Linked DNA regions of Homo sapiens: region 2 is linked to region 1. The links are chromatin loops, found by intact Hi-C in ENCODE. Cell type or tissue: Calu3. All regions are shown on one strand. Links, peaks and the distances in the headings refer to the core of each region. The heading gives the core; the rest is flanking DNA. Region 1 has its middle 270 kb from the start of METTL4. Region 2 overlaps METTL4 (methyltransferase 4, N6-adenosine).

What was found. Hi-C counts contacts between places; a loop is a spot of excess contacts. Peaks named below come from ENCODE experiments on the same cell type or tissue, not always from the same donor. Only the 100,000 strongest peaks of a DNase experiment are listed, where the experiment ranks them.
Region 2: it touches region 1 in a loop (3.0-fold over the local background); 3 of 110 quality-filtered maps call a loop at or near these places.

The regions. Positions count from the first base shown.
Region 1 is chr18:2,296,219-2,309,128 of GRCh38, forward strand. No RefSeq gene overlaps it. Among named protein-coding and RNA genes, the nearest start is that of METTL4, 270 kb to the right of the region's middle. In Calu3, for the core only: no CTCF peak of the experiment used is centred there; DNase peaks (open chromatin) are centred at 6,883 and 8,333.
Region 2 is chr18:2,538,297-2,550,829 of GRCh38, forward strand. METTL4 (methyltransferase 4, N6-adenosine) reads right to left here. Exons shown (of 9, transcript NM_022840.5): 6 at 9,059-9,233; 7 at 6,357-6,463; 8 at 5,899-5,990; 9 at 1-849. The coding sequence ends at 704. Among named protein-coding and RNA genes, the nearest start is that of METTL4, 27 kb to the right of the region's middle. In Calu3, for the core only: CTCF peaks have their summits at 9,376 (motif pointing left) and 9,595; no DNase peak of the experiment used is centred there.

The DNA of each region.
Region 1 (12,910 bases), core at 2,814-10,813:
AACATAAACACTGCATGTTCTCACTCATATGTGAAAGCTTAAAGCAGCTCTCATAGAAGTAAAAAGTAGAATAGAGCATACTAGAGGCTTGGAAGGGAAATGGGGAGAGGATAATAGAAAGAGATTGGCTGAAGGAAACAAAATTATGACTAGATAGGAGAAATATGTTCTAGTGTTCCAAAGCACCATAGAATGACTATAGTTAACAATAATTTATAGTTTTAAATGGCTAAAAGGATATTGCATTTTCCCAAGACAAAAAAAAATGATAAATGCTTGAGATGATGGATATGCTAACTACCCTGATCTGATCACTATGGAGATTAGGGACAAGTATTGAAACATCACTAGGTACCACATAAATAGTATAATTATTATGTATCAATTAAATTAATTTTTAAATAAAAAAAGATATACTGATAAGGAAGGAAAATATAAAACTTTGTTTGCAGATGACGTAATTATCTATGTAGAAAATTCAAAAGAATCCATTCATTAAAACTGAGACCTAAGACGCAATTACAGCAAAGTTTCAGGATGCAAGGTGTTAAATCAAATTTAGCCTAAAGCTGCCTCCTTACATATTTTAAGTTCAACCTGAAGGTTTCTCTGTACATGAGCTATAATAAGTGGAGATGTAAACAGACTATAGACTACTCTTGTGTCAATTGCCAAGTTTTGGCCAATCACATGTGGCCAGCTTTTCAAACTGTGTTCAAATAAGGCAAACGCCAAGCTGTAACCAATCCAGCTGTTTCTGTACCTCACTTCCATTTTACGTACATTATTTTCCTTTTTCATCCATAAATCTTCTACCACTTGACTATGCTGGATTCTCTGAGCCCACTGTGGCTCAGGAGGCTGCCTGATTCACAAACTGTTCTTTGCTCAAATAAACTCTTTTAAATTTAATTTGACTGAAGTTTTTTTTTTTTTAACCAATGGTTAATATACAAAAGTTAATCACTTTCCTATATACTTGCAATGAACAAGTGGAATTTGAAATTCAAAGCTCAGTACCATTTACATTAGCATCCCCTTAAAAATAAAATACTTAAAAATAAATCTACAAAATATCAGCCAGGAATGGTGGCTCACATTGTAATCCCAGCACTGGCCAACACGGTGAAACCCCATTTCTACTAAAAACACAAAAATTAGGTTGGCATGGTGGCATGTGCCTATAATCCCAGCTACTCAGGAGGCCAAGGCAGGAGAATTGCTTGAACCCAGGAGGCAGAGATTGCAGTGAGCTGAGATTGTGCCACTGCACTCCAGCCTGGGTGACAGAGCTAAACTCCATCTCAAAAAAAAAAAAAAAAAAAAGAAAAAATAAATAAATCTAATAAAATATGTACAAGCTCTATATGAGAAACACCATAAAACTTTGTTTAAAAAAAAGAAAGAAAGAAATTGGGAGATATTCCATGTTCATGGGTAGAAAGACTCAATATTGTCAAGATGTGAGCTCTTCCCAAATTGATATATAAGCTCAATGTGAGCTTAGCCAAAATTCTAGCAAGTTATTCTATAGATTCTAAGAAACTGATTCTAAAGTTTACATAAAGGGGCAAAGACTCAGAATAGCCAACACAATATTAAATGAGAATAATAAAGTTGGAGGACTGATACTACACTACTATAAAATGAAAGGAATCCAAACAGTGATAGTGACAAATAATAGACAAGCAGATGAATGGAACAGAATACAGAACTCAGAAGTAGACCCATATAAATATAGTCAACCAGTCTTTGACAAAGAACAAGGGCAATACAATGAAGAAAAAATAATCTTTTCAACGAAAGGTGCTGAAACAACTGGACATTTACATACAAAAAAAATGAATCTAGAAACAAGCCTTACACCCTTCACAAAAATGATCTCAAAATGGATCACAGACTTAAATGTAAAATGCAAAACTTTAAAACTCCTAGAAGATAACATAGAAGAAAATCTAGACAATCTTGAATTTGGCAATGACCTTTCACATACAACACCAAATGCATAATCTGTGAAAGAAAGAACTGATAAATTGGACTTCATTAAAATTAAAAATTTCTACTTAGCGAAAGACAACATGAAGAGATGAAAAAGACAAGTCATAGACTAGGAGAAAGTATTTGCAAAAGACATATCTGATTAAAGACTTTTATCCAAAATATGCAAAATCTTAAAACCACAACAAGAAAACAACGTGATTTAAAAATGGTTGAAAGACCTTAATGGACACATCACCATAAAAGATATACAGATGGAAAATAAGCATATGAAAAGATGCAGCACGACATATATCATCAGACAAATGCAAATTAAAACAACAATAAGACACCACCACACATCTGTTAGAATGGCCAAAATCCAGAACACTGATACCACAAAAGACAGATGAGGATATGGAGCAAGAGGAACTCTCCTTCATTTCTGGTGGGAATGAAAAATGGTACAACCCCTTGGGAAAAACATTTTGGCAGTTTCTTACAAAACTAAAACTATTCTTACCATACAGTACAGCAATTGCACTCTTTAGTCCTTACCCAAAGGAATTGAACACATATCCACAAAAAAACTTGCACATGGATGTTTACATCAGCTTTATTCATAATTGCCAAAACTTGGAAGCAATTAAGATGTCCTTCAGTAGGTGAATGGAAAAACTATGGTACATCCAGACAATAAAATATTATTCAGCACTAAAAAGAAATGAGCTATCAAGCCATGAAAAGACATGGAGAAACCTTAAATGCACATAACTAAATGAAAAAAAGTCAAACTAGAAAGGCTACATGCTGTCAGTTTCCAAGTATATGAAATTCTGGAAAAGTTAAAACTATAGAACAGTGAAAAGATCCATGGTTTCCAGAAGTAAGGGGTGAGGGAGGAATGAATAGGCAGTGCACAGGGAAGATTTAGGGCAGTGAAAATACTGGGTATGGTACTGTAATGGTGGACACATGTCATTACACATTTGTCCATACCCATAGAATGTACAACAACAAGAGTGAACCCTAATGTAAACTACAGACTTTGGGTAACAATGATGTGTCATTGTAGGTTCATCAATTGTAACAGATGTACCACTCTGGTGAGGGATGTTGATAATGGGGGAAGCTATGCATGTGTTTAGGCAGGAGGTATATGGGAAATCTCCATACCTTCCTCTCAGTTTTACTGTAAACCTAAAACTGCTCTAAAAAAAAATTTTTTTTCAAAGTAAAAAATAATAACGGCCAACATTTTGTCAAATTTGATAAAAACTATAAACCAACACATCTAATATCTCAGCAAACCCCAAGCAGAGGAAACATAAAGAAAACAACATCCAGTCAAAACTATTTATAAAGGGAACCAAATCAGTCTAAACCACTGATAAAGAGGCCAGATGCAGTGGCTCATACCTGTAATTCCAGCACTTTGGGAGGCCGAGGTTGGTGGATCACCTGAGGTCAGGAGTTCAAGACCAGCCTGACCAACATGGTGAAACTCCATCTCTACTAATAACACAAAATTAGCCAGGCATAGTGGTGCACACCTGTAATCCCAGCTACTCGGGAGGCTGAGGCAGGAGAATCGCTTGAACTGGGGAGGCGGAGGTTGCAGTGAGCCAAGATCACACCATTGCACTCCAGCCTAGGCAATAAGAGCGAAACTCTGTCTCAAAAATAAATAAATAAGTAAAAAATAAAAAACTGATAAAGAGAAAATCTTCAAAGTAACACATTACATAGAGAGGAATAAGAGAAGGAAGATAGATGATTTCCCATCAGAAATAGAAAACAAACAGCGAGAGAGACTTAAACGTATTCATATCAACAATCACATTAAGTATAAATAAATGGTCCAAATATTCCAATTAAAAGGCAGAAACTGTCAGATTAGATTTCTAAAAAGCAAAATGCAACTATGTGCTCCCTGTAAGAATCACATTTAAATATATACACATAGGTAGGATAAAATTGAAAGGATGAAAAATGATAAATTATGTTAACATTATTTTCTTTAAAAAACTAAGTGGCTATATTAGTCCCACAAATAAGCAGATAAGAGTAAAAACAGATAAGATTCAAGACAATACTAGTTGGTAGGACTCAATTTTTATGGTTTATGTCTTTTTTTATACAGTAGATACACAAACAGAAACTCCTACTTTCTTGTGTATTCTGCTCTTGGTTTTGAATATTTCTTATTCAGTGCTTCCTTCCTGCACGAACAAACAGCATCAAGTACTGTTCATTGTTACTTATAAGAGAGGTGCAGTGAGCTTCAGCCTTCTTCATCAACTTAATGTAGAAAGTCTCATTTCTAAATATCTTCCTTGGATCTTTTTGCTAAAGGGTACACGATTCTAAGGCACAAACTTCTGCACTGCCTTGTCTTACTGGAATCCTCTATCAGAAAGGAAGCAAGTACAGAGGGAGAATAAGGCTGAAATTGGCTCTTTTATTAGCTGCCTTATCTATCAGCTAGAGAGTCTAACAAGCATGTATATCAATTTGGGTTCTTTTTTCAAAAGCAAAAGGGGCAAATTCCAGCTAAATTAAGCAAAAAGAGTAAGTTTATTGGAAAAATGCAAAGTAGTTTACAGAATCAGAAAAGAATTCCAAAAATCAGTCCTCAGGATGACAACCAGGGCACTCCTGAGGTATGGGAAGGAGATAGTAACAGACTTTTCAAGGCAAAACAATGGCCCTCCTCAAAGATGCTCACATCCTATTCCCTAGGACCTGTGAATATTTCATATTACATAACAAAGAGTGATTAAGCTTGCAGATGGAATCAAGATTGCTACTCATCTGACCTTAAAGCAGAGAGAGTAGCGTGGATTCCCAGGTGGGCTCAATTTTATCACAAGGGTCTTTAAAAGTGGAAAGGGGAGGCAGGCGAGCTGAGTCAGAGGAGAGGTGACGATGGGAGCAGCATCAGAGAGGGGCCCTATGAAAAGATTTCATCTGCCTTTCAAGATGGAGGAAGGGGAAAGGGGCCAAGGAAAGTAGGAGGCCTCTAGAAGCTGGAAAAGACAAGGAAACAGCTTCTCCTCACAGCCCTGCCAACACCTTAATATTAGCTCTGTGAAACCCCTGTCCAAATTCTGACCTTCAGAATTATTAATATAAGGCAATATTTATTGTCATGTTTTTGTAAGCCACCAAGTTTGTAGAAAGTTGTCACAGTAGCAATAGAAAAGCGGTAAATCAGGATGAATCAACTTCAATCAAATCCTTTGGGTTGTTCAGTACAGAGTCTAAATTCCAGGGAGAATATCGGATTGGCCTAACCTTGATCACATGACTATTTATTGGGCTGAGAGGGTTGTTATCTTGATTGACAGGGCCACCAAGATGAAAAAAATATTCCTCAAAGCAAAAGCCAAATCAGAGTATGTTACTAGAAGGGGCAATGGGTGCAATATAGGCAAAAACAACAGATGTTTCTACAGTGGAACAGACTTTCATCTTACCCAGAACATTCCCCCACAGGCAACACAGAGATAACCAAAGTTTCACCTGACTTGCCCAAGATTTTACTCCTTAGAAACAAATAAAACTACAACTATCATTAAAAGATCAAATCTGTTGAACAGGTATTTCTCTAAAGAATAATAAGAACCATGAAAAGATACTTAACATTGTAACATCTTTGCATTAGGGAACTGCAAATCAAAATCATAACAAAATAGTACTGCATGCTCATTAGGATGACTATAATCCAAAAGAATAAAAAAGAAAATAACAGGTGTTGGTAGGGATACAGATATAGAGAAACTGGAGCTCTCATGCCTTGCTGGGGGGCATGTAAAATGATTCTGCTGCTTTGGAAAACAGTTTGGTGGTTCCTCAAAAAGTTAAACATATAATCCAACAATTCCACCCAAAAGAATTGAAAGCAGGGTCTAGTACACCAACGTTCATAGCAGCTTTATTCACATCAAGCCAAAGGTGGAAGCAGCCCAAATGTCTACTGATGGATGAGTTGATACACAAAATGTGGTATATATATGCAATGGAATATTATGCAACCATAAGAAGATATGAAGCTCTGATGAAGCCAGACACAAAAGGACAAATATTGTGTGATTCCAGTTGCATTAAGTACCCAGAATAGTCAAATGCATAGAGACAGAATATAGCATAGAGGTGAACAGGGGCCTGGGGATGGGGGAAATGTGGACTTTTTGTTATGGGTACAAAGTTGTTTTTGTGATGATGAAAAAGTTCCAGAAATGGACAGTAGTGATGTGTGCACAACATTGTAAATGTACTTAATGCCATTGAATTATACACTTAAAAGTGGTTTTAAAAATCAAATCTGCATGGCTTATAAATGATTTCATTCATTTAATTATCAAATGTGTATTGAATGCCTCTACTAAATACTGGAGGTATAGTGGAGAGCAAGACAGGCTTAGCCTGTCCCCTAGAAGAGAAGGCAAGTCAAGTTTCCAGGGTGAAAATCTGTGTGTGTCAGCAGGACATGTACGATGGAAGAGGATGAATGTGACTGGAACACTCAGATATTTAGGGAGAATATTGCAAGGAATTTTAGGTGTGTCCTACCGGTCAATGATTAGTCACTGTTCTTTGCATTCCTTTAAAGAAACAGAAACACTCCATTTGCCTGCATGCTCCTGTTAGATATAGTGAACTCCAAGTTTCTCTTCAAAGAATCAGTATGTCACTATGTTCAGCTCTCTTTTTTTTTTGTTATACTTTAAGTTTTATTCTTTGATTCTCCATTTTAAACTTTAACTTTCTGGTTCTCTTCACCCGCTTGCCTCCAGTTTCAGTAAATAACTTCCCCGCCAGTTCTAATCAGTAGTTCACATCTGTTCCCCTGGTCACTTGCTCTGACCTGAATCATCCTGAGTTACCCGTTCTGTAACCGCCCCTCCCACCAAACTACTCACCCTGCCACTCCAGGTCATACCCCTGCTCTCTTTAAAATAGCCAGTGGGAATTAGCTTAGACTGTGCCCTCCAACCCTAGCCGATACTGGAACGACACGGCAGTAGGGGGAATAAGAACCCCCTCCCCTCCCTTGTCCAAATGTACACTTGCCATTACTCCATCCACAAGTTGCACCCTTCTCCAGAAGTAAAACTTGCCTTGCTGAGAAAATTAAATTTCTGTTCGAGTGCTATTTCTTCACCACACAGAGGAACAAGCATTTTGTTGCTAACACTCCTTAAAATCAGAGTAGGCTTCTGCTACTTTGTATCCACCATGATGTGCTTTGCACAGTATGTGCTCAGTACCTGTTTTAGAATTGGATTTGGAAGGCTGAAATGGGAGGATTGCTTGAGCTCAGGAGTTGGACACCAGCCTGGGCAACACGGTAAAACCCTGTCTCTACCAAAAATACAAAAATTAGCCAGGTATGGTGTGCACCTGTAGTCTCAGCTACTCAGGAGGCTGAGGTGGGAGGATCCCTTGAGCCTGGGAGGTGGAGGGAGGTTGCAGTGAGCTGTGGTCGAGCCACCACACTCCAGTCTGGGCAATGGAGCAAGACCCTGTCTCAAAAAAAAAAAAAAAAAAAAAAAAAGATTTGGATTTAATTTCCAACTAGAATCATTGGGGAGGGAAAGGGAAAAACTTTCAAACGTGAAAAATTTTTTGAAGTACTAGATTCTAACACTTCTGATTTGCTGGACTTCCACCCTACATATGTACCAAGGGTCCTCATGTGTTTTACTCCCTAGGCTGAGACTATTTGAGGAGAACATGGAGATCTTCATTCCATTTGGCAGTCCACTGCCTAACTGTTCCTCAAACATGACTCATGAGCAGCAGAACTTTTTTTTGCTCCTGGCAAAATGACCCTCTAGGTACTTCAGTGAACAGATCTCTAATTAGATTCTCTCTTAACAGTCCTTGTAAAGTTGGAGAGGGCTCACCAAGTAATTGGAAAAGTAGTTTAGACTCACAAAGGAAAATAGATTAGACATGTTTTTACAGTGTGCCTCTCAAGTCCAGCTGACTAATTTGCAGTAATTTTCTATTATTGTTTTAGTCTAGGTTTTCCTATTGGTTAAATTTAACTGAATGGGACAAACGAAATGAATGGCAAAGATGCATCATTTACTCTGGGAACCCTGCCTTTAATACTGTTTAATAATTTAATTTGTAGATGGTTAAATTATGTAAATTCCAAGAGGTGTAAAAGGTTCTGAAACTTTTGCTTCTACTGGGCTTTTTAACCCAAAGAATCAAAGGAAAGTTTTGTGACACAAATGACAATGACTTTATGCATTTGTTGTTGCTGCCGTTCTTCAACAAGGTATTAAGAGGCCAGCCATTTCCACAGTTTGCAGATATCAAATATGAATCATAACAGGAAAGCCCACATTCCTCTGATGTAGAAATAAATAGAAAGTGTGTAAGTCTTTCTACCTCTGCTCCATGTCTATTTCCTGATGGGCTGACTAGTTGGAGAGCAATCCCTCTGGAGCAGCTAGACTGACAAACTGAAAAAAATTAGTTGCTTTTATTTGTTTACACATTTTGCCATGGGAGTTTCCAGCAAGCATGTACAATAATAACTTGATAAGTAAATTATGCACTACATCTTATTTCAATTTCTTCTAAGTAAGTTCAACAGAGGAGCTTTCCTTGTTATCCTAAAATCATAAAATGGTAAAACATTCATTTCTGGTATACTTTTTGCTTTCTTTTATTATTCTGTGAGACAATGGCACTTTGTTTTGACAGATGTGACTGAAATATCCTGGCACAGTTGCAAATCAGATTCAGACCAACTAGTTGTAAAGCAAATAGCCAGATGATAGAATGTGTTATTAAGTATTTATGAAGTAATCTGGGAGAACATGCAGCTGGTCCCCTGCTCCTTAATAGATGGAAGAGTTGCCAGTATATTTCACTGATTGATTACATGAATTTCCTTGTTACAATGCTGTATTAAAAAAACGGGATTCTAATCACCTGATGCCTTTTCTCTCAATAACTGTCTTTCTGGAATAAAAAGGGTGCCTATTTTCCTACTAACAGCAGAAACAGCATTTGTTCCAGAGAAATTCTAAATAGACATATATTCAAATATAGATTGTATTCTAGAATTACTTAATTAGATTTGCCTCACTAAGAACTTTGTTTGAAATGAATCATGTTGTCAGTAAGTCACTATATGTAAGTCATAGATCTAGCTATTCTTTAATATACTGGGAAGATATCTTTAGATTTTTCTCAAAAAAAAAAAAAGTCAGCTTGTTTTCCCTGAAATACTGCATAAGCTCAAATGAATGAACAGAATTACATAAGCCTTTTCAGATAAATTTACTTTGAAGCCGAGAATATGTCCAAAACATGTTAGTCCAAAGCTGAACAGTATTGGAAAGTTCCAGTGATTATAAATAGAATTTCTAAATTGAAAATGTCATTTCAGCCTTCTTCTCCACCTCACTGCTGTGATTCTAATAATTGCTCTTGTTGCCTTAATTTCCTTTAGTACAGCGTGACCATTTCCTAGGATCATTGAGTACCGTGTGATCTTTTTCAGTTATATTCAGTAGCGTCATAAAGATTATCTGGTAGGGAAAAACACATACTCATAATATGAATAACTTTGCATAGGTGACCTTTAAAACCACTGGTTAGCTTTCTAAGACACCAACACCCGCAGTAGCAATGGTATCCTTGAAGCCACTTGAGGGTTCATTCCAGTGGTCATTTCCCCTTGCACCTTGGTATAATCTACACAGTAGTATCAAGGTGGGCAGTCTACAACCACAATTATTACAAGTAGTAATTATTCTGATGTACTGCTATGAAAAATTAAATATAGATTTGAAATTTAGGACCTAGATCGGGACAATAAAAATAATCAACTCAAATCATTTCTTTCAGCAAAGCCACAAGTGAAGACACATAACTTTCTCAAAACCCCAGGGCTATTTGGTTGCAGAGCTTAGAATAGAACAGGCATCTCCTACATCCAAGGTCAGTGTTAGACAGGCTACAGCTGATGGTTTTGACTGACACTTATAGAATAAATTATTCTGGAAATATTCTTCTACCATGACTATACTATCAGCCTCAGTATACAGTAAAAACAAACACACAAATATATGTTTAAATCACCGAGAAACAAGAATGGAAAAGATTCATTGTTTACTTCTTGTCAGCCTGAATTTTTATTACAGAAATACAGAAATGCTCATTAATAACTTTTACACACCAAGTAAACTCCAAAAACAGACCAAATAGCTGGTATTTAAGTCTGTTGCTATGTGTCTCTGAATAAGAAATGAGGACTTTTGAGTGGAATAACATAAAAGGATTTGTCTGAAAAGTCTGAGCCCTTTTACTTCACCTAGAAAGGAGGCCAGTGTCACACATCTATGGAAAAAATAAAAGTAAAAAAATTACACAGGAATAAAACACATTAATATCTTCTTCCTCAAAACTACACCAGTCAATAAAGAGTTCTTCTTTGGGTATATTTTCAGAGGATTTTAAGAACCTGCAGCATGAGAACAGGACCAAGCAGGTTTGAATAATTCATTTAAATAAAATCTGTGTACCCACTAATTCTCAGCAATACCTATGGGATCATTTGTATTTCCAAGTGCTCTAAGTTCATGTGGCAATAACACAATGCTCATTTGTTTATGATGGCCTCATCTGTTTTTAATTCTCCAGGTTTATGCTCTCAGGAACAATGCCAATATCCTATTCTTTTCTAAAAATTAACTTCCCTTTTCCCATTTCTTAAAAGATGTCTTTACTCATTCATTTATTGCAAATATTAACACCATCCAGCATTCTCTCCTTCATCAGCCCAATTCTTTAGCTCCAAATACATATTTTTCCGTCAGAAAATATACCTGTTTCCTCTCAAGGCCACCCCTGCTCTCCTGTCACCTCCCCCTCTCTGCCTTCTCACCATCTTCACCTTCTGTTCATTCATTCAACAAATATTTCTCTTCAATCACTCCATAGATTCTTGCCCCGCAGCCCAAAAATATGTTCTGGTTGTTCCTGAATGGAACAAAATCTTTACTTGATGCTAATGCCTTTTCAGGTTCTTTTTCAGTTGCTAACTTTGCCAGGCAAACTGAACATATCTACAAAAAAGTATATTACAATAGAATGCTTCAGGTCAGGGGGAAGTGTTCAAAATACACTGTATTTTAAAAGCAAACACAAAATAGTATAGATAGCATGATTCCAATTTGTGAAAAACGTGTGTTTGCAAAGGAAAAGGCATAAAACAGTGTGCACACATACCTAAGCAAAAAGAGATAGGTTCTCTGAGTAATAAAATTACATTTGATTTTTATTTCCTTTTCTTGTGTATTTTCTAAATTTTCAGAATTTTATCCTATGAATACATAATATTTGTAAATTGAAAAACCTTGAAATGAATGCTACTGATGGATTTGCTGAATGAACCTCTGTGCTCTGGTTTGATTCACAAGGCATCGGGACTCTCAAGGGCACTTTTATCTGCAGGGAATCTGCAATTCCAGGTGATACCATTTGGATATTTGTCCCCTTCCAAATCTCATGTTGAATTATAATCCCCATTGCTGGACATGGAGCCTAGTGGGAGACGTTTGAATCATGGGGCCAGATCCCTCATGGCCTGGTGCTGTCTTCATGATAGTGAGTTCTTGTGGTCATTCAAAAGTGTGTGGCACCTTCTTCCCACTCTTGCTCCTGCTTTAGCCATGTGATGTGTCTGCTTCCGCTTCACCTTCTGCGTAAAAGCTCCCTGAGGCCTCCTGAGAAGCTGAGCAGATGCTGGTGTCATGCTTCCTGTATTGTCTGCAGAACCAAGAGCCAATTAAACCTCTTTTCTTTATAAATTCCCCAGCATCAGGTATTCCTTTATAGCAGTGCAAGGATACTCTAATACACTAGGTCCTTCCCTTCTGTCCTCACCTCTCCCCCTTCTCTCCCACCAAGTGGGGACTCATCTCTCTCTCCTCTCTCTCTCTCTCTCTCTCTCTCATCTCAAATGGAGATGTCCCCAACTGTACTGTCCTCCATTCTGCTCCTGTCACTCTTCATTGATCTGTAAAGAATGACAGAATTCTTTCTTTATAACTTCAGCTATGACTTCTGTATAGATCCATTCTAAACATTCATTTCCAGCCCTTCACTGGATATTCCTCTCGAATGCTTCATTCAGCATTACCTCAAATTCAACATTCCAAAAATCTACTTCATCACTCCCCTCTCTTCCCAACCCAGTTCTTCTCTTAACCTTCCCTGCTTGTGCCGACGGCATCATTCATCTCGCAAAGATTATCGTTGAGGCTGCTTCCTTTTCCCTGTGTATTTTGCCAAGTGTTATGCATTTTTCTCTTCTTCTTTTGAATAGTCTTTTATGCTTTTCTTTCCATTGCCACTGCCACTATCTCAATTTGGGCCCTTCTCACTTTGTGCTTGGACTCCTGAAATCAGCCTTCTTAATATTCTCAACACCACACCCTCGACTTGCTGTCTCCCAAACACAAGTTGTTTCTCTCCTTGGACTCCACATCACCAGAAAGCTGGTGATAGTTCCTACAACATCACATGAAAGCTGGTTAAGAATGCAGAGTCCACTCCATCCTCTGGTACAGCCTCTGCATTTTAACAAGCCTGCTAGGTGATTCATGCATCCACTGATGTTTGAAAAGCACTGGTTTGTTTGTACAATGATGCCCACCCTTCTAAAGAGTCTTTTCTTATCTAGCCATATTCTCCCATCTCAGAGCTGTCCTTCTGAGGCTGTTCCAGTCTGACTTACCTGCTCTCATCCTTTACTGAATGCCTGTTGCAGGTTTCCTCTCATTTTGGTGCTTAATCATCTGTTTCTCTTTTCTCGAATGTGTCAGCCTTCCCCAGCTAGATTGCAATTGCCTGAGCAAAGGCTTGATATGATTTTTCTTGTACACCTTGGAAGATGATA
Region 2 (12,533 bases), core at 4,527-12,526, 240 kb after region 1:
TGCAATTTAAAACCCTACAAAAATGCTGTATAAACTCAGTATACTAATGCAGTATTTGGCAGATCTTTGAATATTTTCTCCAGAACATAACAGTATACCAGAGGTTGCAAATTCAGGTCATACAAGGGCCAAGTGGATGACATAAGTGAGCAGCATGGTGGCAGTGGTACTGTGGCAAAGTGGAGAGCACAAGGCTCTTCCCAAGTGAGCCACCACCGCTTGGTCCTGCAGACTGATGCCAGGAAAGAACAAAGGCCTCTGTGTAGCCAGAGCCTCTGATGTTTAAAAAGAAGCAGAAATCTGGACTTTAATGTGAAATAGCCCCATTTTTTAGAATAATGGTTCTAAGTGTTTTTTACAACACTGTATGGGTCACACAAAACACATCCATAGATAGGATTAAGACCTCTGGTCCACGGTGTATGTTTTCTGAACTTTTTCAATAGCATGGTCTTGCCGTCTTTATAACTGCTTACCACTTAATTTGTATAGTCTAGAATAACATAGAATGTTAGTGCAACTCAAGTAAAATTCATCTTAAAATTACATGAAGGCTAGTCACTTCTGGTCCCTTACTGAAAAAAACAAGTCCTGTTTATATTCTAAGAATATGGGTTGGTAACAAAATAAAAAAATGACTTAGAATTAAGGGAAAAGTGGTGAGGAAACAATGAAGAAACCACTACTTTAATCAAGATCATAGTCAGCTTCCAGACTCCACAGCAATAAAATAATCCACATGCTGAAATTTGAGAACTTCATTGCCCCAACTAGTCCAACCTGGCTGTAAATTTCGAGCAAACAACTCCAAATATTCCCCATCTGGCTTGATGTAGTCTTTTAAAACCTCTGTTTAAAAAAGAGAAAAAACACAAAAATTATTATTGAGGAAGGAATCCACTTCCTTTTAGCAGTTAAGAGTAGAAACAGAGAAATATTTCATTTTGTTCTTAAAAGACAGCAAATTAATTTCAAGGATTTCATCACAGGCTTTACTATTTATAGTTAGAAAGCCATTTAAAATAAGTACCCTTGAGACTGGGAACAATATCATCTGAACTTCCATAGTCCTGGTTTACTGGTTTCATTTGTAGATGAGAAATGAGGACTTTAACACCTACTAGGTGACTTTTCAGTTTTCCAATACTGCTGATATATCTCCTGAGTATTAACTTTATTTATTTAATTTTTTTTTTTTTTTTGAGACAAGAGTCTCGCACTGTCACCCAGGCTGGAGTGCAATGGTGCAATCTCGGCTCACTGCAACCTCCACCTCCCGAGTTCAAGCAATTCTCCTATCTCAGCCTCCCAAGTAGCTGGGATTACAGGCACACGTCGCCACTCCCAGCTAATTTTTTGTATTTTAGTAGAGATGGGGTTTCACCGTGTTCCCCAGGCTGGTCTCGAACTCCTGACCTCAGGCAATCCACTCGCCTCGGCCTCCCAAAGTGCTAGGATTACAGGCAGGAGCCACCGCACCCAGCCAATTTATTTTTAATAAATATAACCCATACATGAAAAAGAGCTCTAAAAAAAATTGAAAAACAACCCATTTAAAAAAAAAAAAGACAAAAGTCTGTCTGCAATATAAACTTTAATAAAATAATAATAAATGAAGAGCTGGATAGAGATAGAAATACTGAGAACAAATAACTAACATTTAAATAACTAGCCCCCTTAGCAGTAAATTGGTAGCACTAAAAACATTTCTTCATTTTCAAATTATAGATCCTTCTTTACCTAAAATTTCATCATGGTACTTCCACAGTTAAGTATTCCTTGTATTATTCAATGTATTAATAACTACTGAACATTGTATTTTGTTGGGGAAAGAGCTGTAGGCTAAAGAGCTGTTGTCTACACTAAAAGAAAAGAAGAACACAGAAACTTTTTGAAAAGCACATGTTCACTCAATTGGATGACAAATACTTAAATCAATTTAATCTTGATCATGCTGCTGGTTAGCTATGCTAACCACCTAATAGGAATTTGGTATAAAATTCAGATAAGAAAAATCACTAGAAAAGGTAAAATATGGTTCATAATTGCTATGTAAGATTGCGCTTGGAAGAAATCTATCAAATTTAGGAATGATAAGGGTTCTTTAGGAATACTAGAGACAGGTAAGGTTTAAAAGAGAATATATCAAATATTTTAGGTTTCATCATGTTCTTCAGTTGCTCTCACAGCAAAATACTTGTTCATCTGTCAGAAAGTACTGGTCCTGTTTAGCAAAAATCAAAGAAGAATTAAAAGGTTTCACTGTCTATAATTCAAGTGAACTCAAATTTGGGCTTTGATGGGTTCTAGGAGATACTGGCACGAAGGCTTCTAACCCTTTCCTAAGTGCATAAATTAAATGCTACTAACCTTGAAAGAGAAAGATTTCCCTAGAGTCTTGGAGGAAATAACCCCACATGGAAGAACTTTTCCATTTTCTTCCCATGAATTTAACGCCTCACCAGCCTCAGTTCACTTTAATGTGGTCTCAGGTTACGCTGAAGAAAGGTTTTGTTTGTTTTTGTTTCATTTGTTCAGATTTTTGGTACGAAGATGTTAGCAACCCTATTTTAGAAATTTAAACTGGAGTCAGCCAGTCAAAAATGTTTCCTCTTCTGAGCACCCACTATAATCAGTGTTATAAAACTTAAACAAAGGAAGCAGAATATCCATGTTTTATGAGAGTTTACAATCTAATGGAAAATAATGGCCAGGTACTTGGATGGAGTGGAAAAATACATACAACCTAAACCCATTTACTGCCATCCTATTTTCTCAATGTAGTAAGTTTTTGCATGGTTCTTTTCCTTTCTAGTTAAGAAAAACAGAATATTAAGTTGTGTTTTTATAATGTTAACTACAATTATTTTATTTCAAAATAAGGGAGAAGAAATAAAGGCAAATTAATAAAAATGGATTATTCTGGTTTTTAAATATTAATTTAAAAATAAATGTGAATGTATAAATTTAAACATGAGTATGACACATAAACTTCAACAATTACATAACATCTGGAGTTAGTAAAACACACTTTAACTAATGGAGCGGATGCAATCTGTGCACAGCTAGTCATTTCGTTTTTGCTCTGAAAGCATGGGGCAGGAGTAAGAGAGAAGTGGCCCAAACATCAGTGCATATAATCCCATCAACTAAACTTCACTCTTCAGATGGAAACTGTTAGTATGTAAAGCAGTAAAAAGAAGTGGAAATTCCTCTAAGGTAAAATGTGAAAGCTAAAATTTTGATTTAAATACTTTATTTCATGATTTTCCTACCTTAAATCTTCAAACAATATCACTTTATAATGTTAGGTTGTAAACCATAGCTATTGATAGCTTATCTTTCAATCGGAGAAAATTTCAAAACTTATGCAAATGTATCATTTTGAAATGCCATATGCTACCAATGTGGTCTCCTACATTTTGCAACAGAAATAACCAATTAAACTTAAAAAAAAAAAATCAGGGTGTTTCTAAATACAAAAGAGAAAACATTTCATTTTATTAATTTGCATAAAACAGTTTAAGAATATTTAAATGTAAAAGCTGTAAGCATTATATACAGAATATATATCATCCCAAACCCCTAGAGTTATGATTTCAGGGTAAAATATACTGCAGAAATCTGAGAGATGCTTTCTGAAATATATAGAAACATGAACTATACTAAAAATATATACAGTAACATGAACTCAAAAATAAAATATTACAATATTTCCTATCACTACTTAACCAAAACATAAGATTTTATATATATATGGAGTTATTCAGATGTTTCCTCCAGAATCTAACTTTTGTCTTTAAATGTTTTCAATGCTAAAAATGTGTTTGTGCTGCTCTCTACTGGGAATGAGGAAGAACTGCATTTCAAAGATATAAGCTGTAATGCTTTAGGGCAAGACTCATTTTTTTTTTCTTTTATTATTATACTTTAAGTTTTAGGGTACATGTGCACATTGTGCAGGTTAGTTACATATGTATACATGTGCCATGCTGGTGCGCTGCACCCACTAACTCGTCGTCTAGCATTAGGTATATCTCCCAATGCTATCCCTCCCCCCTCCCCCCACCCCACAACAGTCCCCAGAGTGTGATGTTCCCCTTCCTGTTTATTCACTATTTTAAAACCTGTCTCCTGAGGCTCATCTTTAAATATAACTTTATTTTATTTTAAAGGAATTGACAAATAGTTTACTATCATTTCAGAATGAAAAGTTTATGGTCTTAGCTTTTGAATTTTTAAAAGAAAAAAATAAGGTTTGAGACAAACACTAGCTTTGTTACCAAGTGATAAATAAAATTCAAATGAGAGGAATACATATACATATATAATCAGGTATTACTAGTGCCAAGTATAATTTTTTTTTCATGAGGAACAATGCAATCTCACTTTCACTTGAGTTATATATTAAAGCATTAAAGGTCTATGACAGTCCGAAGCATAAGGCAATCGATTATTCACTGAGAATCCTTCTTAGTCAAAGAATGGATTATCAGGTAGACATCTGTATATGTCTCAAATGAAGTAATACTATAAACACCCTTCTAGAGGCTGGGTGCGGTGGCTCATGCCTGTAATCCCAGCACTTTGGGAGGCCGAGGCGGGCGGATCACTTGAGGTCAGGAGTTTGAGACCAGCCTGGCCAACATGGCGAAACCCCGTCTCTACTAAAAATATAAAAATTAGGCATGGTGGCACACATCTGTAGGCCCAGCCACTCAGGAGGCTGAGGCAGGAGAATCACTTGAACCCAGGAGGTAGAGGATGCAGTGACCCAAGATCAGGCCACTGTATGTGACAGAGTGAGACTCCATCTCAAAAAAAAAAAAAAAAAAATTAAAAAAGGACCCTTCTCCATAAACTATTTAAGATAACAGAAATCCTAAGTGCTAGCAATAAAAATTCTCTAGGAATTTGTATTCACTTTCTCCATTTCCCAGGTCATAAACTGCCTCATATTCTGCAAGGTAACATAAGCTCCTGTAGTTTTCCTGAGTGGTAACTTGTAGCAGTTTTTTGTTGGTAGAAATTACCAAACCAATAAAATATGTATTCCTGAAGAAATCCTTTGAAAAGTAAACTTTGAATATCAAATTCAGTATCTCTCAAGGACTTATATTTCTATGTTTTTAAACTCTGACTTGAAAAATTTAGCATTCATTGAGCTTCTATCACATGCTACGGAACTTTAAATATAACTAATTCTCACAACTCTAGAGGACTAAATATCATTATTCCCTCTTTAAATGAGGACTTTGATACAGAAAAATATTTGAGTGACTTGCCCAACTCCCAGAGCCAGGATTCAAAATCACATTAGTCCATTTCTAAAGCCAAATTCCCCACTATTCCCTGCTGCATAGTTTCATTGAATGATAAACATTATACTAAAGCATTAAGACTAGTGAGAATTTGCAGGCTGCAGCAATTACCTGTCAATGTTCCAGAAAAGCAACACTACCTTTAAAAAAACGTAAAACTGAGAGCCACTAACCAAATATCAAGGGACTTCTGTTTCTCTGACTACTATTCTGAGTTCCTGGTTTTAGAACAAGCAAGGGATACAGCCCCGGTAGTAAAATAAAGGGTCTAGCTGAACTGCATCCTCAGATGCCCATCAGCATTCTTTGTGTCAGCCCAGTGATGGGAAGCAACTGATAGCAAGGGGAATCTGAAAAATGGTATAACTGGAAAAGCTGAGTAACATAAAACTAATCTATTCTCTATTTCATAGAGATAGGCAAATTCTGCTATGAATTCTGCTATAAAGTTTTAGAATATTCATTAACAACCTACGTCTGACTTAATTTCCGAATCTGTAGGCCGTTTAAATACTAAATGTACACTTTTTTTCAAATTTGACAAAAGTGATAACAATTCTATTTTATAAAAACATACCAGCAAGCGGTGGCTTATGTGAGTGAAGAGTACAGGGCACGCTGACAATTAATTTGTGGTCTGGAATGGGGAGCACGTTTACATCTGCATTCCTAATTAAACAGAACAAGAAAGTAAACTATATTTTAAAAAACAATTTTCTATACATAAGCCACAGCTGCATTGATTTTTGTTCTCTTTCTGTATCTGATTTTAACACAAATTTTACAATCAATGAAAGAAATTAACAATTTAAGTATTGAGACATTCCTATAATTTCATTTTCTATAATAATGACAATTACACACTAGATAAAACAAAATATAGTTTCCTGTGCCATACCATCCATTCTTTTCTACACTGGACCATTTTCAGAGTTTCAAAAACATAAACATTTTAAAAAGTCAATGATTACTAATCATTTTTAAAAGCGTAAAAATTAATACATGTATACAATTTTGAAAAATCACCTTTCCTACCTCAATGGTAGAGCAGTTTTTTCTTGAACCCTCCCCAGTATAAGACCTTCGTAGGGCTTTTTGTGTGGAGAATCTAATGGGAACACAAATTCTCCTGAATTGGTTATCTGATAGGAAGGAGCCAACAAAAGAGGGTTATTTTTTCCCATCACTATAGAGCTTCCACACACACACAAAAGAAATTAAACCTCCAGGCTAGTGATATTCAGTAAAAATACTATGTGAGCCACATTTATCATTTTAAATTTTCTAATAGAAACACCAAAAGAAGTAAAAAAAAAAATGCAATGAAATCAATTTTAATTATATATTTAATTCAGTCTAACATACTTGAAATACTGTCATTTCAATATGTAATCAATTCAAAAAAGTTACTGAGATATGTTACATTCTTTCTTTTGTACTATGCCTGAAATCCAAAGTGTATTTTATACTTAACAGTACATTTCAGTTTGGACTAGCCACATTTCAAGTGCTGAAGTGTCACATGTGTTAGTGGCTACCATATTAGACACTGCTTCTATAAGAGATTTTTATTAAATATCATATAAATATTTCAAATATAACTTCATTATCATCTTGCACATAAAACAATCTCTACTCTTAACTAAAATTGATTCCTGGAAACCATGTCATCAGTAATTTATTAGTTCATGCAAATAAACTAATAAATGAATTACTAATGAACTAATAAATGAATTGCAATATGACTAAGTAGATCATAATAACACGTTTCCCTTTAGTTACACGAGATAGTATCATTAAACATTGTCAAAGCCAAAATTAATAAGGATAGAAAGTGGGTGGTTGATAGACAATACCTAGTCCAGAGACTGGCCCTTGGCATTATAAATTCAGAAATTCAATTTCACATTTCACCCTGGGATGATCATACTCTCAAAGACTCATTTAAGCTAATCAAACTAAAAATAATTTAAAATATCAATTCATTAATTTACCATGGGAATATACATTTTCACTGTCAGAATACTGATATCTGTGAAACTCTTTATCCGATATCAATGTACCTAAACAACCAACTCAGTAATCAGAAAGTCTTTTATCTCCTCTAGGGCCAATCAGACACAGCATATCCTACAAAAAGTGCTGTATAAATACTGGCACGTTGGGTAGTTTTTATACTCAATGCACATTACCCCTCCTATCATAACAATATGTATAATTGCCTAATAAATGCTTCATATAACATAATAGATGATATTTATGTTTTAAATTCTGGTCTTATCATACCATCTCTTAGAACTGATAACTACTACGGATTAATAATCTTAGTTTCTATGTATTAACATTTTACTGGGTTTGATTTCAAAAGGTGACCTCCTCCTGACTTTGGTCCCAGTTTCTGACTATAAAAGAACTATCATAATAGGCAAGACGGAACAGGGTAGTATACTCCTATCACGGTCCTATACCAAATCAACCAACACTAAGACCAAAGTACAGCATGAAAACAAAGATACAACTGTAAGTCTTTGTCAAGTCCCATAACATAGGTATAAATAAACAATATACACTTGTCCCCCCTTATCCACAGTTTCACTTTCCAGGTTTTCAGGTACTCATGGTCAACCACAGTCCAGAGATAGGTAAGTACAGTACAGTAAAATATTTTGAGAGAGAGACCACATTCACATAACATTTACAGTATATTGCTATAATATTCTATTTTATTATTAGTTATTGTTTATCTCTCTATTTATAAATTAAGCTTTCTCATAGGTATGTATGTATACAAAAAAAATTATATATGGGGTTCAGTACCATCCATGGTTTCAGGCATCCATTAGGGGTCCTGGAATGTATCCCCCCAAGGATAAGGAGAACTACTGTACACAGCTTTTAGAAGATATTCCAGTAGATGAAAAAGTATACACAAAGCCATAAAAAGTACAACTCCACTGTGTCAAAAATGAGTATGCTTGCAATATAAACATTAAACACTAAAATAATAGCTTGGATTATCTTTTCAAAATTTAGAAAGGCGTTTATAGAAATCATCTAAATAGTCAATGTATCTTTAAAAGGAAACCTGATGAACTCTAAATTGATGCCTTATTTTTCTGTATTTTTTGGTAATCTTGTAGCATGCAGAGATATTAAAGATCATTCAACCAATTCTAGAGTCCAAATCATTTCTTTCAAAAATATGCACAGCAGCACAAAAGGCACTGAGGACCTAAGTTAAGATTTAGAGCATAAAAGGTTCTTGGTTCTGGCATCTTCCCATCCCCTCTACAATGGGTTACTTTGCTATTCCTTGCCCTCATCCCCCACAAAATAAGAAAAAGAAATCACAAAGGGTGGTTGAAACTGTGAGTATATAAAGGGAAGAAGATGAAGAGTAAGACTATTTCTATGTTTGGTGATACACAATTCCCCAAAGTTTTTGTTTGTTGTTTTTTAAACTACAGACAAAATCAGAGCTTTTAAAAATTTTATCCTGATATCTTCCAGACTGACTTCCCAAAGCCAGCAGTTTGAGGCCCCATTACAAAAAGACATACAAAAAAAATATAGCCTTGAGAATAAAAATATAAAAGTGGTAAGCAGCAAAGCAAAAGTCTGAATTAGCCCATGTTGAAGGAGTACAGCAGTGACATGTTGAGCATTACAAAGTAGATGCTACCTTTATGTGACTTCTATCAAGCTGTATTAACAAATAAGCTAACTTCTGAACTTACTTTTACCCAGTGCCACTCAGCAACTACCTCCACAGACCAAGAGGGATAAAGTTCTTCCTTTATAAAACGTAGGTGCTTCTGTCTATTGGTCACCCAAGTAACAAGAAGACAGTTTGGAGCAGCCAATTTAGGGATAGGTATTTGCTGTATTTGCAGGGGTGACAAATAACTGTACCTAAAAATAAACGGAAAAAAGGATGAGCAAAATTCACTGCAAAAGAAGAAAACTAAGCAGGGATAAGACATGCATAACACAGACTCCACAAATGCAAAGCTCTTACTGCTATTTATTTGTGTAGCAAAATATAAAGCCACAGTGACACCCAGTGGACATATTATTACACACAAGACAAAAATCACCTTTTTTTTAACTAGTTTAAAATCGTCAGGCTGTATTTTTTTTTAGTCACTTCTAAATGCATTACATTTCAGTAATTTTACTATTAACAATATTTTTTTCTCCAATTCAAAATTAAGCAAATATTGTTGTTTAGATCCCATACTCTACGTTACACAGGAGCCCTGTCACAGTGAGTCTTGAAACGAGTCTCTCAATAACCTAAGTCAAACCATACAAGCCTTACCTGGCACCAAATCAGTGTTGCAAAATTGGTAATGCTAAAGCCAATCTATTCCAATGAAGCTTCTCCTAGCCCTAGAATCCTCAAACCCTGCACAAAATGCTGACTCCTTCACAGGGAGTCATCTCACCTATCCTCATCTCCACCCCACTGCATTTGCAACCCCTAATCTATCATCTTGCTTTTTGCCTTCTCAGTCAATTCCACTGGGTTCTCTAAAGCCCTCATATTTTCATTTTGTAAAACAAAATCTATAATCTTGTACCTCCTGGCCATAGAGTATAATGGCTAGTTTGTCCTGCAAAAATACTACTTGCTCTACAATACTCAATCAAATGAATATGGCCCCTTCTCCAACATTCAGTGGAAGGGGAGAAGTCATTATTCTCCTGGCTCCCCCATTGCTGCTTCTAGGCTATAACTCATCCACCTTTGCAAAAAAAAACCCTGTTCTCTTTGAGAGGTATGCTATCCAGCTATGTTAACCTCTACTGTTCCTCACTGAATCCATTTCATCCTCAACATATTCAATAAGGACTTAAGCTCTGAGATCCCACTACCTCACCAACACAAAACTGGCCACTATTCTGAACAATTTCAAAGCACAATCCATATAATGTATATACTTCAACTATTCTTCACCTAAACAAATACAACTGCCTTCATCCCACTTCCATAATCCACTCCAATGCCATAACCTGGACCCTGTCATCACTCACACTTGCTCCTTCTCTGAAACCATAAACATCAATCTCTGGCAATAACATGCTATGCCTCACCTACTCTTTGAGCTTATCTAGCAGCTTATTCCTGATTACACTTGCTCTTCTTCCCCGTGGACCGCCAATCGTTTCATTGTCTTCTCACTAGCACTCTCAGTTCCCATCCTCCCTTTACCCTTCAACCTCACAGTTCCTGCAAACCTCCCATCTTAAATCAGTATCACAATTTTATTCCACTTGTTTGTATAGGGAAAATCAGATGAAGAAAATGCGGAAGAACTGGGTATTAAAAGTTTATAAAATCCATTATCAGGATCTTAAAGTACTCATCAATTCTTTTACTCATCCTTGGTCAAGTACCACAAACCCTCACCACTCTTCAGATCCCTTGACCAAACTCTCTCTTAGCAGGTAAAGTTAACTCATACATCAGTAAAACTAAAGGCCGCCAACCTCCCTCAACTACCCAACCCTAACCCCTCTCCTTTATATACCTTTACTTATCTATTTCCATACATTTCCTCTTAAAGGAAATGGCATGATTTCACCTATTAAAGCTTATCCCTCCGGTTGTATTCTCTTAGTCCCATATGCTAGTATCTTGTAATACCAATTATCCCCTCCTTCTCTATTTTCAACTTCTCTAGTAGTTCTTTACCATCAACCTACAAATATGATTATCCTATCTCATTTGAAAAGAAGATGAGAAAAGGAGGAGAGAGGGAGGAGAGAGTAAGAAGAGGAGAGGAAAAGGTGTGGAGGGGAGGAGAGGAGAAAGAAGAGGACAGAGAATACAGAAGAGAAATTCCCTCAATTCCATCACCTTCTATCTACAACTAAGCTAAGGACTTGTATGCAAATCCTACTTTATCTCCTTTATTTTATTCCTTAGTTGACTCCAATGAGACTTTTACCACTATGCCTACTCTGAAAAAAGTAAATGACTTCCTAATGGCCAAATGCAACAAACATTGGAATCCAGCTCTAGCATGTGACAACTGTATGTCAGGGACAATCAATAAGTATTTCTTAAAACAAATAGGGCTGGGTGTGGTGGCTTATGTCTGTAATCCCAACACTTTGGGAGGCCGAGGCAAGTGTATCACCTGAGGACAGAAGTTTGAGACTAGCCTGGCCAACATAGTGAAACCCCATCTCTACTAAAAAAAAAAAAAAAAAAAAAAAAATTAGCCGGGTGTGGTGGCAGACACCTGTAATCCCAGCTACTCAGGAGGCTAAGGCAGAAGAATCACCTGAACCCAGGAGGTGAAGGTTTCAATGAGCCGAAATCATACCATTGCACTCCAGCCTGGGCGACAACAGCGAAACTCTGTCTCAAAAAAAATAAAATAAAATAAAAATAAATAAATAAATAAGCAAAAGAATTCAGATCTCAAGCACCCAAGTTTCCTGCCATCGAAACAAGTGCTCTTCCCGCAGACTAGTATTTCTCATAATCGAAGTGATGAAGGAACTAATTTTGCTACAGTATGAAGAATGTCAGGTCAAAAATTTGAAAGTACATGGTTTCAGTAACTGCAGATTCCTTGATTGCCTTAATTTAATTGGGTTGATTTGTGTGGAGAAAGAGGAAATATTCATATCTCCTCTTCTAGCTCTAATTTCATGGAAATCACTGAGCAAATTCTAAAATATGCATATTTATGTGATGCAATGGAAAGTATGCAAAAAAACAGAAAGAAAATGGTGAGAATGTGGAAAAACTAGACCCCTCATTGCCAGTGGGAATATAAAATGGTGCAGGCACTGTAGAAATTAGTTTGATAGCTCTTCAAAAATTTAAAGATAGAATTACATGGTGTAGTAATTCCACTTCTAGGTACACATCCAAGAGAACTATTAATAAAAATACATCACCCAGAGTTAGCCAAACTGCAAAGTTTGAAGGTGCAGTCCTGAAGACACCTCACTTCTAAAACCAACTGCAAGTTAAGGTAGTTTCCAAAGCCACCCATAGGATCAAAAATTTGCTAAACTAACAAAACTTACTGAAAGCTTTTATATTCATAGTTACAATTTCTCAGGGGTAAGGATACAAATTAAAATCAGTCAAAGAAAGAGAGTCAAAAGATACTGAAGAAGTATGACAACTGAACATGTATAATCCAGACTTTTATTTGCTACAAAGGACATTCCTGGGACAATCAGTGT